2 separate regions of the Homo sapiens genome follow, and region 1 is linked to region 2. Evidence: chromatin loops called from intact Hi-C (ENCODE). Cell type or tissue: heart right ventricle. All regions are shown on one strand.

Region 1 (8,000 bases), 280 kb before region 2:
GCTATTCCAAAAAGACTTAAAAGAAACCAGGATTTAAAAATTCATCTTTAAGAAATGCCTTAGAAGCTGGCATATAACTCTTTCAAATTCACAAATGTACAAGAAAGGTCAGGCACAGTGGCTCCCACCTATAATCCCAGCATTCTGGGAGGCCAAGGTGAAAGGACTGGTTGAGCCCAGGAGTTTGAGACCAGCCTTGGCAACATAGGGAAAAACCCACTGCACCAAAAAAAATTTTTAACAGCCAGGGATGGTGGCATACAACTGTAGTCCCAGCTACTCAGGAAGCTGAGGTAGGAGGACTGCTTGAACCCAGGAGGTCAAGACTGCAGTAAGCCATGATTACACCACTGCACTCCAGCCTGGGTGACAGAATAAAACCATCTCAAAAAGAAAAAACAAACAAACAGAACAAAAAAACACGAGAAAAACCCAAATGTACAAGAAAATCAATCTCATTACTCAATCATTCTGTGGTTAGGCCACAAGTGGTATTACAGCGCAACGCCAACCTCAGGTCACTACAGCAACTTATGCGATAGATGTATCATTAGGAAAATAAGACTATCAGATCTCCAAGGAGATTTGTTGTAAGAGAGAAACAGTCAAATGAGTATGTCTCTACCCTGTGTTAAACTAATCTTGCTGTCTTAAGACTTACTATTTGGACTTCACTATTTTCTTCCTTTTTTTGGCGGGGGGAGGGGGGAACAGAGCCTCGCTCCGTCATCCAGGCTGCAGTGCAGTGGCGTGATGTCGGTTCACTGCAACCTCTGCCTCCTGGGTTCATGCAGTTCTCCTGCCTCAGCCTCCCGAGTAGCTAGGATTACAGGCATGCACCACCATGCCCAGCTGATTTTTGTATTTTTAGTAGAGACAAGGTATCGCCATGTTGGCCATGCTGGTCTCCAATTCCTGGCCTCAAGTGATACACCCAGCTTGGTCTCCCAAAGTGCTGGGATTTCAGGCATGAGACACCACACCTGGCCTTGACTTCATTATTTTCTAACACAAAATGGCCTTTGGAACACCTTAAAAATGGAAAACTGGCCGGACACGGTGGCTCAAGCCTGTAATCCTAGCACTCTCAGAGACTGAGGCAGGCGGATCACAAGGTCAAAAGATCGAGACCATCCTGGCCAACATGATGAAACCCCATCTCTACTAAAAATACAAAAAATTAGCTGGGCGTGGGGGCCTGTAGTCCTAGCTATTTGGGAGGCTGAGGCAGGAGGATTGCTTGAATCCAGGAGGCAGAGGCTGCAGTGAGCCAAGATCGTGCCACTGCACTCCAGCCTGGCGACGGAGCAAGACTCCGTCTCAAAAAAAAAAAAAGAACTGATAACTGTAAAGTACTATTTTAAAAATATTTTACTTTGGTTAATTGCTTGAAGAGTTAAATCACATATTAATTAATTTTTTATAGTATTGTTTTAAAGTAATGTTTTAGTTTCCAATCCTCAACAGTAAAGTGATTCAGACTAAACTATCATACCTTCTTTTTTTGGCACTCTTTCATGCATAGGCCTGACTGAGGGGTCAGTCTTTTGTGTTAAAGATACTTCATATGACTCTCTGTTCTTATTCCTTAATTCCTCATATGTAATATTTTTTCTTTTAGGACTTTCTTCAAGGTTGGGATCAGGTCCTAAAACAACAAACAGTTAATAAATGGTAATAAAAGGATTTGTATAACTCTAAAGCAACTAAATTTTACAAATGCTCCTTACAAAAGGAGCTACAATCAAAATAGAATAAAGAATCAAATTATTACCACCATTTCACAGGTACTATACTTTCACCAAGATAATCATCAAACTGAAATCTACTTCCACCCATATTTTTAAGCTTTTATTTCTAAAAATTAAAATGGACATCAAAAATTTTAAAAACTAAACCACAGCCAGAAGAAAAATATGTATCATAATATATAACAGTACAATTTAAACTCATTAAAATACCAGTGTTTTAAACTGGAGTTACTCATACTGTATACAGAATTAAAAGAGAAATATATTCTACTAGGGACAACTGAATAAAACTTGACATAGCATAGATTTTACTCAATATATAGTTAAATAGTCCTATAACCACAGACTCTATGAAAACAACTCCAGCTATTTTCAAAAATCATTTATTTTACCTTTTTACAAAATTTAAACAAAAATACTGAAAATAGGCCAGGCACAATGGCTCACAACTATAATCCCAGCACTTTGGAAGGCCGAGGCGGGCGGATCACCTGAGGTCAGGAGTTCAAGACCAGCCTGGCCAACAAGAAACCTCATCTCTACTAAAAACACAAAATTAGTTGGGCGTGGTGGCACACACCTGTAATCCTAACTACTAAGGAGGCTGAGGCAGAATCGCTTGAACCCAGGAGGCGGAGGTTGCAGTGAGCTGAGATCGCGCCATTGCACTCCAGCCTGGGCAACAAGAGCAAAACTCTGTCTCAAAAAAAAAGGAAAAAAAGTTGAAAATAATTACTTGAAAAGTATAAAACATAGCCTTTAATCAGAATATGTGTTGTTTTCATTCCAGTCTAACAGATGCAATGTTGATGCAGAAGAAAGTATCAACTGTTATTTTGGCCTGGGAACTAACATTTATTCTTTATTTCTCCCAAAGAGAGTCAAAATGTGAATATTACATATTATCATAGAGTCAAATGTAAATATAATGCAGTGGTTACTCCTAATATTGGTTGACAGGATCAAATAGTGAACATAGTTTATACAATTTATAAACAGCAAAAAAGGCCATATGAACATTAAAAAAAAAAGATGCTAACATTCAGTGAACAACTACTTAACTTACAAAGTCTTACCTACCACATACCACACCAAAAGTACTGTTTTTCAAAGATGTTTTCAATAAGACATACAAATTGGGCATATACTTTTAATATTAACTTTTTAAAAAATAATTTTTGTGATACTTATTTAGAACTCAAAGGTAGGATCCCAGTGAATAATCAGAATTTTCTAAGCAACATAACTATACATTAAATAATGTTTTCAACCATAAACTTTTTTTTTTTTTTTTGAGACAGAGTCTCACTCTGTTACCCAGGCTGGAGCACAGGGGCACAATCTCGACTCACTGAAACCTCCCCCTGCCAGGTTCCAGTGATTGTCCTGCCTGAGCCTCCCAAGTAGCTGGGATTATAGGCATGTGCCACTATGCCCAGCTAATTTTGCATTTTTAGTAGAGACAGGGTTTCGCCATATTGGTCAGGCTGGTCTTGAACTCTGACCTCAGGTGATCCACCCGCCTCGGCCTCCCAAAGTGCTGGGATTACAGGCATGAGCCACTGCACCCAGCCATTTTCAACCATAAACATTTATTCTGCTAAATAAATATATACTATACTTATATAAAGCAAAGAGGATTTAAATTTCTCCTAATTAGTTCTAGTATTATATGATGGTTCAAAACTACATTTTTCTTACTAAAAAAAGAATGTAAAGAAAAATATTATAACCTTATATTGGGATTAAAACACTTTGCATTTCATTAGTAATAAGTAATTACTGAACTCATTTCCCTTCACCATATATGTTATATTAAAAATTCTGAAGGAAATCGTGTGTACTTCAGGAACCTTGGGTTCTTAACCCCACTCTGCTGACAATTAGGAAATGTCCTTGGGCAAATCACTAAGCTTCTTTGAATCCTGGTTTTCTCAATTGCGAAATATGGTAGTTTGAGCAGATGATCTCTGAAGTTCCTTCCAGGTCTAATACTTTTTCTTATAAAAAATATTTTACCATTATAAAATTCTGGAACAAATAATGAAAATATACATCAGACAGAAGAAGACTGGGGAGAATTTCCCACACTATGGAGAGAACATGATTTACTATTTTGGGAAGGTTATAAAGAACTGGAAGGAATAAAAAAATGTAAAGTGGCACTGATTTAAATCTAACTGTAATAAACTCTAAGTCTCCTAACAGCTCTGAAGGAGTGCTTGCTATTTTAAAAGATTAATAACTCTCTGAATTCCTGGTAAAAGAAAGCAGAACTAAAGTAGGACTTAAACCAAAGAATAAGATGCCCTGGTAGGGGAGGATAGCATCTGGGGCAAAGCAAAAGCAGGCCACTGCTGGCCCATGTGGAGAGCAGTAAAAAAGTAGCCACTTTGATTTAGAGAAGGGGGTCAGAAGGCAGAGCAGTGGATGGATGGATGGCTGCTGTGGAAGGCATAAAATAATATTAAGACATGGCCTTGCTAAGTAGTCTGTGGGTAGATACCAAAGGGCTTTTTGTTTGTTGGCTTTTGTATGGAAAAAAACTATATAACAGAATTTCCTAATGCAAATGGTGGGGAAGATGCAAGTCATCACAAGGAAAGAGTTAGTGCATGTCTAGAATACAGTAGTGCCCCCTTATCTGTGGTTTCGCTTTCCAGGGTTTCAGTTACCTGCAGTCAACCATGGTCTGAAAATATTACATGGAACATTCCAGAAATAAACAGTTCATAAATTTTAAATTACACCCTGTTCTGAGTAGTGTGATAAAATCTTGTGAGGTTCTGCTCTGGTCCATCCAGGACTTGAATCATCCCTTTGTCCAGCATATCCACACTGTCTACACTACATGCCTGTTAGTAACTTAGTAGCCATCTAGATCAAAAAAACATAGAACATAAAGGATTTGGTAATATCTGAGGTTTCAGGCATCCACAGGGGTCTTCGAACTTATCCCCCATGGATAAGGGGGGACTACTGTACAAGAAGAATGGATTTGAACTTCAGACTGGTTAAATGAGACATAGTGAGGAACAAGGACAGCTGCCTTTGGAGATAAGATAGTGACTTTAGCCATTCTCTCCTAATCTGCCCATTCCCTTCCTTCCTTTTCTGACTAATTTGATGCCTTTGCTTCCAACCATTAAAGAAAAAAATAAAAAAATCAGAGTTGAGGATTAAGAAGCTCTCAATAACTTTCATCCAAATTCTTTAATCATCTGAACTTCCATTCTTTCCTGTCTCTTCCTTTATACAAGGCTAATACTCACCCCTTTGCCCCGACTTTTGCTCTTAAGTAGTGCTGTCCAACATAACTTTCTGCAATGATGAAAATGTTCTATATTGGCACTAACACGGTAGCCACTAGCACATGTGACTATTGAGCAAGTGAAATGCTACCAAAGCAATTGAGAAATTGAATTTTAAATTTCATTTAACTTTAATTAATTTAAATAGCCACATATGGCTAGCGGCTACTCTGACCTACCTAGAACCCCCTTCTGCATTCTCTAGAACCTTCTCTGACCTATAATCAACTTCTCCCTTTCCACTGTATACCCTCCCCTCCCTTTAACTTCTTTCCCTCTAATCTTTTAAAATTTAAAGAGTATACTCTACAAAGGTCCATAATCCCTTATCCAAACCTTGGGGTCAGGTATGTTTCACTATTCAAAGTTTCTGAGGTTTTAGAAAAATACTACAGTAAATACCCCTTATATTACTTAATATCCATCCATTCAGAGGTTTAGGACAGGAATGAGTAAGCAAACACATTAATATTTCTATAATGAAATAAAGGAAAAATCTTATCTGGCAAAGTAAATAAAGTCTACGTTTATATAACTTATGTGAATTTAGGTCAGGGTATTCTGCTAAATGAATTCAGGTCAGATTTTATTACCAGTTTAATTATTAAAAAACAAAAACAGGCCGGGGGCAGTGGCTCACACCTGTAATCCCAGCACTTTGGGAGGCCGAGGCGGGCGGATCACGAGGTCAGGAGATCAAGACCATCCTGGCCAACACAGTGAAACCCCATCTCTACTAAAAATACAAAAAATTAGCCGAGCGTGGTGGCGGGCACCTGCAGTCCCAGCTACTCAGGAGACTGAGGCAGAATGGCGTGAAGCTGGGGGGGCGGAGGTTGCAGTGAGCCGAGATCGCACCACTACAGTCCAGACTGGGCGACAGAGCAAGACTCCATCTCAAAAAAAAAAAAAAAAACAAAAAACAAAAAAAAACTTGGCTTAAACCTTTTTGAATTTCAGGATTTTAGATAAAGAATTACAGACCTGTATTTCCCGTTTCTAATTCCTCATCTTTTACTGCCGACTAGACTGAAGGAAAGAAACTAATGTTTTTTGAGTCTATTATTTGCCAGACATTGCCTCTGATTATTTCCTCTAATTCCAACAGTTCATTAAGAGAGGTAGTATCATCTCCATTCAACTGATCAAGAAACTGAAAGGATCATAAAGTAGTTATAATAATATTACTACATTATTATAATGTAGTAGTAGTATTACAAGGTCACATAGCTAGCAAATGTCAATCATGATTCAAATCCAAGCCTTAATACAAAATTGATGTTGTTGCACTTACATGTGTGATCTTCAAAGCTAGTATTTACAAACTTCACAAAGCATTTTCACATGGATTTTCTCACTTGACAACAGTTCTTTCTTGTATTACAGACAGGGAAGCTGAAAGCCTTTAAAACCCAGCCTATCAAATGTAACCTTTTTATACCTTTCCTGGAGCTCTACTTCCTGAGACACGATTTATCATTTCTTCTTCACTATTCCACTAAGCTTGCCTTAGTATTTTCAATTACTGGGACATACTAGTAATTCATCCTTGTATTTCTATATCTTCTAACAGACTGAAAGTTTTTCAGGGACAAGAACCAAGTGTTATTCATCTTCTTCCACGTCTAGCAGAGTCCTTGACACCTACTGGTCCTCAAGAAAAGTTGAATGAATGAAGAAACAAATGAACAAACATGCTGAGTTTAGGTTGATGATTGATGGTAGAACACACAGGTGATATCCAGCAGAAAAGGTCATCAAATAAAGTTTATACATACGTTGGACCATAAAATGTTGAAATTCATTTCAAGAGAAGTTTCTACCTTGGACAATATGATCAGTAATACCAGTGGGAGCAGATTCATTCATAGAAGAACTGAATGGAATTGGCTCATAATGAGGAAGCATTTCTATGTTGTCTGCTGCTGGGGATGTCACAAAAGATGATTGACCACTCACACTTGAGTCATATTTTGACTTTTGATAATAGTGCCTGTAAATGAAAATCATATTGTAGTAAGAAATATGAGTCATTGCCTATATCTTAAAGAAGTGTTAAAATAACTTCTTTCATATAGCTTATTTCCAAAATTATATATACATATAATTTTTTTTATTTTTTTGAGACAGGGTCTTGCTCTGTCACCCAGGCTATAGTGCAGTGACGCAGTCTTGGCTTATTGCAATCTCCACCTCCTAGGCTCAAGCAATCCTCCTACCCCTCAGCTTCCCAAGTAGCTGGGACTACAGGCATGCGCCACCACTTGGTTTTTTGTAGAGATGAGGTCTCACTATATTGCCCTGGCTGGTCTCAAACTACTGGGCTCAAGCAACCCTCCTGCCTCAGCTTCCCAAAGTGCTGGGATTACTGGCATGAGCCACCGCGTCTGGCCTCAAAATAATTTTTAACGCAGTTATTTATAATCAGTAAAATGAGGTCTGTTTCTTTCTGCCAACAAAACACTTTTAAAAAGTCCTGACCCACTTATACATCTTAAAAGCAGTCACTGTCAGTATAGAAAAATAGGAAATGTATACCCAGCCTTTCAAGATAATTTTAGTATGTTTGAAAGTTCTTGGAAAGAAAAAGCACTTTAAATCAGGTCTAATTTCAATAACCATGCCCGTTTCCCATGTCAATTGAGAAGGTAATATCACAGCTAAGAATCTATATAAACACTAATTTGCTAAAGCAGATACAAATTCTCTCTCATGGGGATTATATTGCTTGCCTATCTGTTTAAGAAGCATTAAAATGAAAAGCTGAAATCTGTTAAGAGATGGGATTGATAAGATTTGGGAATTCAAAAGAAAAGTCCAAACTATAGTAACCAAAGGTGTTTGCCAAATTGAATCGAGATAAAATCCTTTATTCTAGAACATGTACTCCCAATAGGACACAACTCTATATTTACAACAATGAAGGCCAGATGCAGTG
Region 2 (8,000 bases):
TCGTGAAGTGACTGATGTCCATCCCACACTTCTTGATAATGCCGTAAAGATGTTGGTACAATTAATAAATCAGTGGAAACAAGCAGCCCAAATGCATAATAAAAACCAGGACACTCAGGTACCAGATTCTTTTCTATTGTCCTTTTGTATGTGGTCAGTGCTAAATGACCAATAATGGTTTTAATACAGATTTACTTTATCAAACACTAAAAGTATTATTAGTTCTATTCACTCTCAATGTGTTCCTAATCCCTTAAACTGAACTTTCCCATAGTTCCTGTAGTGAATATATAGTGTTTATGTGTCTAACTTTTCTAATCTTCTTCTTTGGGTTTTTAATGAGCATAGAAATTAGAGATAATTCCAGCTCACTTTTAGGTTGTTTCCAATATATTTAAAGCCAGTACAATAAATTTTTGGTAGTCTTCCATTTGGGTTATTTGATTGTTTTATCCATGTCACCAGTCCCTGTTTCACATAGACAGTAACTGTGCTCCTTAACCATAAAAGATGCTCAAATCATTGATTTATGATAATGTGTAAATCATAGAACCTTGAAATTTTAGACCCGAGCCATTGAAGCCACCCTAGCTTCTCAACCTTTAATGAGCATGCAAATCAACAGGGCCCTAAGAAAGAGTTTCAGGAGTTTCTTAGAAGCTCTCAGGTATTGCCAGGCTGCTGGTCCACACTCTGAGTGTGAAAGATACACTACAATCCCCTCATTTTCCACATAGAAATCAGATGAAGAGCAACTGTCAGTTCCAAGGTTACAAAATAGTCAGAGAATGGTAGAAGTTAGGTACAGAATTCATATTTAGACTGCCAGTGAAATGTTTTCACTGTGCACACTATTCCATTTTTATAAAATACATGCGATTTACATTGCTTGAGCTGAGGCAGACCGGTAGTCATAATCACTATGATTTGCTTTATTTTTTATTAACTGTTTTTCGGAAATGTCTGTGCATATATTTTTATATTTTGTTTTTAACTTCTGTTTTTCAAGCATGGTGTAGCTAATGGAGCTTCTCATCCCCCTCCTCTGGAAAGGAGCCCATATTCCAATGTATTCCATGTGGTTGAAGGCTTTGCGCTTGTCATTCTCTGTAGCAGTCGACCTGCCACTAGGAGACTAGCCGTCAGTGTCCTTAGAGAAATACGGGCTTTATTTGCACTTCTGGAAATACCTAAGGTAAGATTTAGGTATTTCATTCAGTTATCTATTGAAAGTACTTAAAAACCATCTCTTTGTCCATCCTTATCCCATGTAGGTAGGTTACTACCATGGGTCTAAACTAACCTACCGTTCTCAATTGGGAGGCCGAGTCGGGCGGATCACGAGATCAGGAGATCGAGACCATCCTGGCTAACACGGTGGTCTCTACTAAAAATATAAAAAAAAAATTAGCCGGGCGTGGTGGCGGGCGCCTGTAGTCCAGCTACTCGGGAGGCTGAGGAGAATGGCGTGAACCCAGGAGGCGGAGTTTGCAGTGAGCCGAGATGGCGCTGCTGCACTCCAGCCTGGGTGACAGAGCGAGACTCCGTCTCAAAAAAAAAAAAAAAAAAATAGTGCTGAAGTGAATTTTTAGTGTTTACTTGGGTTTGGCTACTTTGCTTAAACATTCCTAATTTTTTTAGACATATGATGTCTTTTTTACAGGGTGATGATGAATTAGCCATAGATGTGATGGACAGGCTAAGCCCATCCATTCTTGAGAGCTTCATACATCTCACTGGGGCTGATCAGGTAACTATAGTGACTTCATTCTACCCAATCTTGTTTTGAGACTTATGACAGACACATATGTATACATGTACATGTGCATACATAAAATAACTTCCTTAACAAATGTAATGAGTTAGAAAGTATTTTTGAAAAGTAGAAAATGCTTAAGAGTAGTACTTAAAAAGTGACATTCATTTATACTTGGTTAAGTACTCTTCTACATAGAAATAAAAATTATTTTATGTTTGTAAAATTCTCATCCTTCCAATCTAAGAAGTTTCTGTTAAATGGAATCTTTATGCTACCGTTTGCTCTTTATTATGGCATATAATATTCGTGAGATAGAAATACTTGTGAAAATGCTACGGGAAAAAAATGGTGATACTCAAAGCAAAAACTTACACCCTGCTTTTTTGGCAACTGTTTTTTGTGTATCACATAAGTTTAAGTATAGTGGATTAAGTACATAGTGTTTTATACCAATGTCATATGTAATTTGACTCATTAAAATGGAGAGAAACACTTTGTCCACAAACATATTACTAACAAAGTTTATGCAAACTTTCTTGCTTGGTCTTGGTTGGGTAAAAGGTCATATATTAAGATTCCAAAGTTGATGTAAGAATAGCTATAAAACCTTACTATTTAAAAATATTTCCTCCTATTTTAGAATACATGGTCAAGAGGTTAATGCATAACATTAAGAGCTTGCGGCATAACACCTGATTCTTATAATTCATGAGTTATATGTAGCCAAGGGAGGTAATAAGGTTTTATAAGCCTAAGAGATTATTAGAAATCTGTACAATTCCCCCCCGCCATGATGCTACCATGATGCTAAACTTTTTAAAAAACTAATTTTTAATTTTTATTTATTTTTAAATAGATACAATTGTACATATTTATGCGGTGCAATTTGATGTTTCCATACATGTCTATATTGTATAATGACCCAATCAGGGTAGTTAGTGTATCCATCATCTCATGTGTTTATCATTTATTTGTGGTAAGAACCTTTAAAAGCCTCTCTTCTAGTTATTTTATGAAAGGATCTATACAATTCAAAACATTTTGTTTTAGATATTAACCATAAATTATGAATTATTCCAAAAAGAGAGTAATGGATGACTTGTTTCTTGTGCCTAAAGCAGTGCTTAATATACTTTTCTTTGAACATAAATGTTTATCTCTTCAGTATAAGAGTTCAAATATTGAACAAGTATTTAAGAATATATACCTCTGGAGAAGAGCTCATTTTTGAGTCTGTTCCACACATACATAGATACAGGTCAACATGAAAGTTAATGGTTCACTCTTTAGTTCTCTGGCAGCTTTTGGTATACGATGAAATTTGGATATTTATTTAAGAATTACTTAAATAGTGGTCCTGAACTTCTTTGGTTTATAGTCCTCTTGAGAATAATGAAAACAGTGGAATCCCTCTCCAAAAAAAAGACATGTATGCACATACAGAAACTTTACATGCAGTTTCAGGAATTCTCTACTCCCTTCAACCTACCATGGACTTTATATTATCTTGTTTTAGAAACTACTAATACACCACTTTCAGTTTAAAGCAATTTATATGGTAAAATTTCAAAGTTATTGAAATGTGTAATAATCAATTTTTTCCTCTCCATATAGACTACTTTGCTCTATTGCCCTAGCTCGATAGATTTACAAACTTTAGCAGAATGGAACTCTTCTCCTATTAGCCACCAGTTTGATGTGATTAGTCCATCACATATATGGATATTTGCACATGTGACCCAAGGCCAAGACCCATGGATTATAAGTCTCTCCAGTTTTTTAAAGCAAGAAAATCTTCCTAAACACTGCTCTACAGCTGTGAGCTATGCTTGGATGTTTGCATACACAAGACTTCAGTTGTTGTCCCCTCAGGTCGATATAAAGTAAGTTATTTTCCTAGTGTAAATTTAAAAATGTATAGACTGTCAGCTTTCATATGTATTTATTTGAAAAATTCAAAAGTATTACAGATTGGAAGGCCCATAAATAATATGTGATACTGCATTGATGTCTTAAGGAGGGAGAAGAATGTTGTCAAGGACATAGTCTCATAACTTCTTCATCCTTTTCATGTAATACAGTCTCACCAAATTTTAATTATTAATTTACTTAATAACACTGTACTTGGTACATAGTTGTGTCCATCGAATCTGTGTTAAGGGAAAAAATTGGGAAAGAATCTAAGGATGAGTATGGATGTAGACACAGAAGTTTGTAGATAAAGGGTGAGAAGCAGAGCGAAACTCAGCTCAGTGGCCTTACTTTTCCCGATGACAGTGTAAGGAAGGCCACCTTCTGGTGGGGAGTGGTAATAACACACTGAGTAGGAGATTTGAGGATGTTGGTAAAGATTTGGAATAACTGATGATGAAATGGAGAGTTGACCAAGGTCATTATAAATTTCAGTTAGTTTTTGTTTTGTTTTGTTTTTTTGCTCTTAAATACAGAGGAGAATTTTTGAATCTGGGTTTGGGTTCCTGATTTCTCCTTACAGAGTACACCACTGATCACATTGAATGGAATGAGTCCTCTCAGCATATAACTTGCCCATGTAAACCCAGCATCTGGATTGACCTATCACTGGAGGCCTACATTAAAGGCTCTTCAAACCTGACTTCACTCTGTACCTTTTTTCTTACTTTCTATCAATACTTTCAAAGTTGGAACCAAATTATCCCCTCAGAGTTCATTAAGTGTGGTTGATAGTTTCCATTTTGTGAGCTTTTGTTCACATGAGCGTAGGATACCTTTTTTTTTTTAATTTTTGCATATCCGTATCTAATATAGTTCAAATTCAATCTTATTTTTTAAAATCTCTTAAACTTCCTACCCAGAGTAGTCCTTCTTACTTTTGGATTTGAATATATATATATGTATATATATTTCTACATATACATGCTAATTGTATATATATGTTCTCAGGTATTGTGTATTGGATTTCTTTTTTGTTTTGTGTTTTGTTTTTTGTTTTTTTTTTAAAGAGGCAGGGTCTCACTCTGTCACTTAGGCTGGAATGCAGAGGTGTAATCATAGCTCATTGCAATGTCGAACTTCTGGGCTCAAGCAGTCCTCCCACTTCAGCCTCCCAAAGTGCTGGGATTATAGCTATGAGCCACCACACCTGGTCTGGATGTTACTTTTTAAATAAAGATTGACATTTGCCACCTTGCATACCATTTATGACCTTAAGTAGCCTTCCCTAATTACCATATTTTAAATTATAACCCCATATCCTACCAGCATTCTTTATCTCCCTTTTCTGCTCTATTTTTCTTCATCAAACTTAGCACCATCTGACATTGTTTTATTTATTTCTTTATTGTATGTCTCCCATGGCCTGCATGAGGGCAGTGATTTTTTTGACAGTTTTTTTGACTGATACGTTACCAGTGCTTAGATCGTTTTCTAACATACTAGGACATTGTTCTATGATGCTCTTGCTGAATTAACAAAGTGATGTGTTTGCATTACTTACCTTAACATATTACAAAACTAGTTGAAGGCAAGGATTATATATTTGTATTTTTCCTCTTTCGTTTTGCTCTCAGTTCTTAATTCTAACATAATTTCGGTATTTGGAAAGATTTATGGAATTGTTTCAAAATATTTTATTGATGTAATCTTTCAAGACAGAAATTTGGCAGAAGCCTTGAAAATATGTATCTTCTTTGACTCTGTGATTTCATTTTCAAGAATTACCTAAGAAAATAATTAACCATATATTCAAATGTATAGTATTGTGTATAATAGGGAAAAATTGCTATTAGCTAAAATGTCAAACAACAAAACTTTGGTTATATAAAATATGATACTTTATATTGATATAGCATATAGTTAATCAAAATAATGTCACAGAAGTATATTAATTTACATAGAGAGGTGAAAAATACGTAAGTCTAAAAGGTAGATACAAAATAAAATAAACATTTAATTCGTATAAATTAAAAGAGATGTATTCATGCACTTATAGTTCATGTATATGAATTAAAGATATATAGAATATGCAGTGTTTATTTTCATGTGGGATTAAAGGTGATTTTGATTTTGTTTTCTTTCTACATTGAGTATGCATAGTAAGTTATAAAATATGGCCCAATAAAATATTAACTTTTATCACAGGAGTAATAATGTTAAAATGATCTGGTAACATATTTTAATTTTTAATCCATTACTTTATTCATTGATATCAGTCCACAAAAACAGTACTAGTAATAAAAACCTTATGCTAACCATCTCTCTAATTAGCATTAGGCCAGGCATGGTGGCTCACCCCTGTAATCCCAGCACTTTGGAAAGCCAAGGCAGGTAGATCATCTGAGCTCAGGAGTTAGAGACCATCCTGGGCAACATGACGAAACCTCATCTCTACCAAAAATACAAAACATTTGCTGGGCGTGATGGCACACACCTGTAGTCCCAGCTACTCTGGAGGCTGAGGTGGGAGGATCACTTGAGCCTGAGAGGTGGGGAGGTTGCAGTGAGCCAAGATTATGCCAGTTGCACTCCGGCCTGGGTGACAGAGTGACACTCTGTCTCAAAAAAAAAAAAAAAGAAATTTAGCATTAGTTAAAATAAACTTTTAAAAACGTGTTGTGTTATTCATATCTGCCTATTTTTCTTTTTTTTTCCTTAGTAGCCCCATCAATGCTAAGAAAGTAAATACCACCACAAGCAGTGACTCATACATTGGCCTGTGGAGAAACTATCTGATCCTTTGCTGCAGTGCAGCAACATCGTCATCTTCCACATCTGCAGGTTCTGTGAGATGTTCTCCTCCTGAGACGCTGGCGTCTACCCCAGATAGCGGCTATAGCATTGATTCTAAAGTAAGTTTCTCAGATCCACTGTTGGATATATGAAATCTGAATGGCCCCATAAAAATAAGATTTTAAAATTTCTTTTTATGGACAATAAAGTAACTCAGTTGAAAATGTGTTACTTACTTGCAAAAAGGAAAATACCTCAAGAAAGCCCATCATTGCTTTTATGGATTCCTAGTTGGAATCAATAATACGTACATAGTTTTCCATTGGAAAGAAAGACCCGTGCTCATTCAGTTTATCATACTCAACATTTTTAAAGAAATTGTCATACCTATTTTCCCATATTCTAGTTTTTATAGTTCTCACACTTCTCAGAACCCAAAAGGAATCATTTAAATAATTAAACGCCTTTCTAGAATTTCCCTAAATTACGTAGTGATCTAAAGGGTACTTGATAAGAACAGTGGTTTAGTTTTCATGAAAATGACAAAACTTAAGACCAGCGTGTCTGACTTTAGCACTGATGACTATTTTAGAAGTCATTTTGTTTTCTTCATGTTCATGGACCAAAAGGTACAGAGTATCTGATGAAGGGAGTCAGCCTATTATATGATCATGAGTGTCTGTAAGAAATTAGGAGCCCCAAGTTCTGTTAATGAACTTGCATTAAGCCATTGGACAAGCTATTTAACCTTTTAAGTTATGTACACCCCAGGTGAAATTTGAGGTATCATTCATAGTAAAGTTTCACCTGTCCATTTATCCTTGACATAAGACTACTGAAATCTCAGATTATCTAATTGGACATAGTATCATTAGTGGCTGTTACAAATACGATATTTTTTTTCCAGATTATTGGCATCCCATCCCCTTCATCCTTGTTTAAGCACATAGTTCCAATGATGCGTTCTGAGAGCATGGAAATCACAGAATCCCTTGTTCTAGGTCTTGGCAGGACCAACCCAGGAGCTTTTAGGTAACTATGTTCGTACATTTTTTCTATGTCCTAAAAGAATAAATGTGCTACTTAGAAGGTGTGGTAGGGTCCTTAGAAGGTGTGGTAGGGTCAAGCAGAGTGCTTGACCGCATACCAGGCCTGACTTTCACCAATTAACTAGCCATGTAACATTTAACATGGATTAACATTAAAATCCAAACATTAACATTTATTGGAAGCTTTATTTCCTCATTTTGATTGAGCAGATTAAAACTTACCTATATGTTCTAGAAATAATGAAATGCCATATAAATATTTAATATTTTACTACTATATTTATTTATGTAGTCATTCTTTTAATGTGTAATCTTGCTCTAGTAGTTAAAACTCCAGTTTTCCCCCTTCTTATCCAAGAGAATTAGAGTATCTTTCAAAAAGTATTTACATAGATGTTTGATATCATTCGTGATGTTTTTTATATTAATGAAGCAAATTCTTCAGTTTTGCCTGAAGTTCTGCCTTGTCTCCTGGGCACAGAATT

The links. A loop is a pair of places that touch in the nucleus more often than their neighbours do. Peaks named below come from ENCODE experiments on the same cell type or tissue, not always from the same donor. Only the 100,000 strongest peaks of a DNase experiment are listed, where the experiment ranks them.
Region 1: it touches region 2 in a loop (2.4-fold over the local background); 10 of 110 quality-filtered maps call a loop at or near these places.

What each region holds. Positions count from the first base shown.
Region 1 is chr4:48,850,861-48,858,860 of GRCh38, reverse strand. OCIAD1 (OCIA domain containing 1) reads right to left here. Exons shown (of 9, transcript NM_017830.4): 7 at 6,886-7,055; 8 at 1,496-1,648. OCIAD1-AS1 (OCIAD1 antisense RNA 1) reads left to right here. Exons shown (of 2, transcript NR_146806.1): 2 at 6,636-6,854. Among named protein-coding and RNA genes, the nearest start is that of OCIAD1-AS1, 5.3 kb to the left of the region's middle. In heart right ventricle, no CTCF peak of the experiment used is centred here; no DNase peak of the experiment used is centred here.
Region 2 is chr4:48,574,615-48,582,614 of GRCh38, reverse strand. FRYL (FRY like transcription coactivator) reads left to right here. Exons shown (of 64, transcript NM_015030.2): 20 at 1-118; 21 at 1,010-1,195; 22 at 1,664-1,750; 23 at 3,374-3,642; 24 at 6,393-6,585; 25 at 7,374-7,498. Among named protein-coding and RNA genes, the nearest start is that of ZAR1, 88 kb to the right of the region's middle. In heart right ventricle, a CTCF peak has its summit at 4,048 (motif pointing left); a DNase peak (open chromatin) is centred at 4,047; H3K27ac peaks cover 687 bases.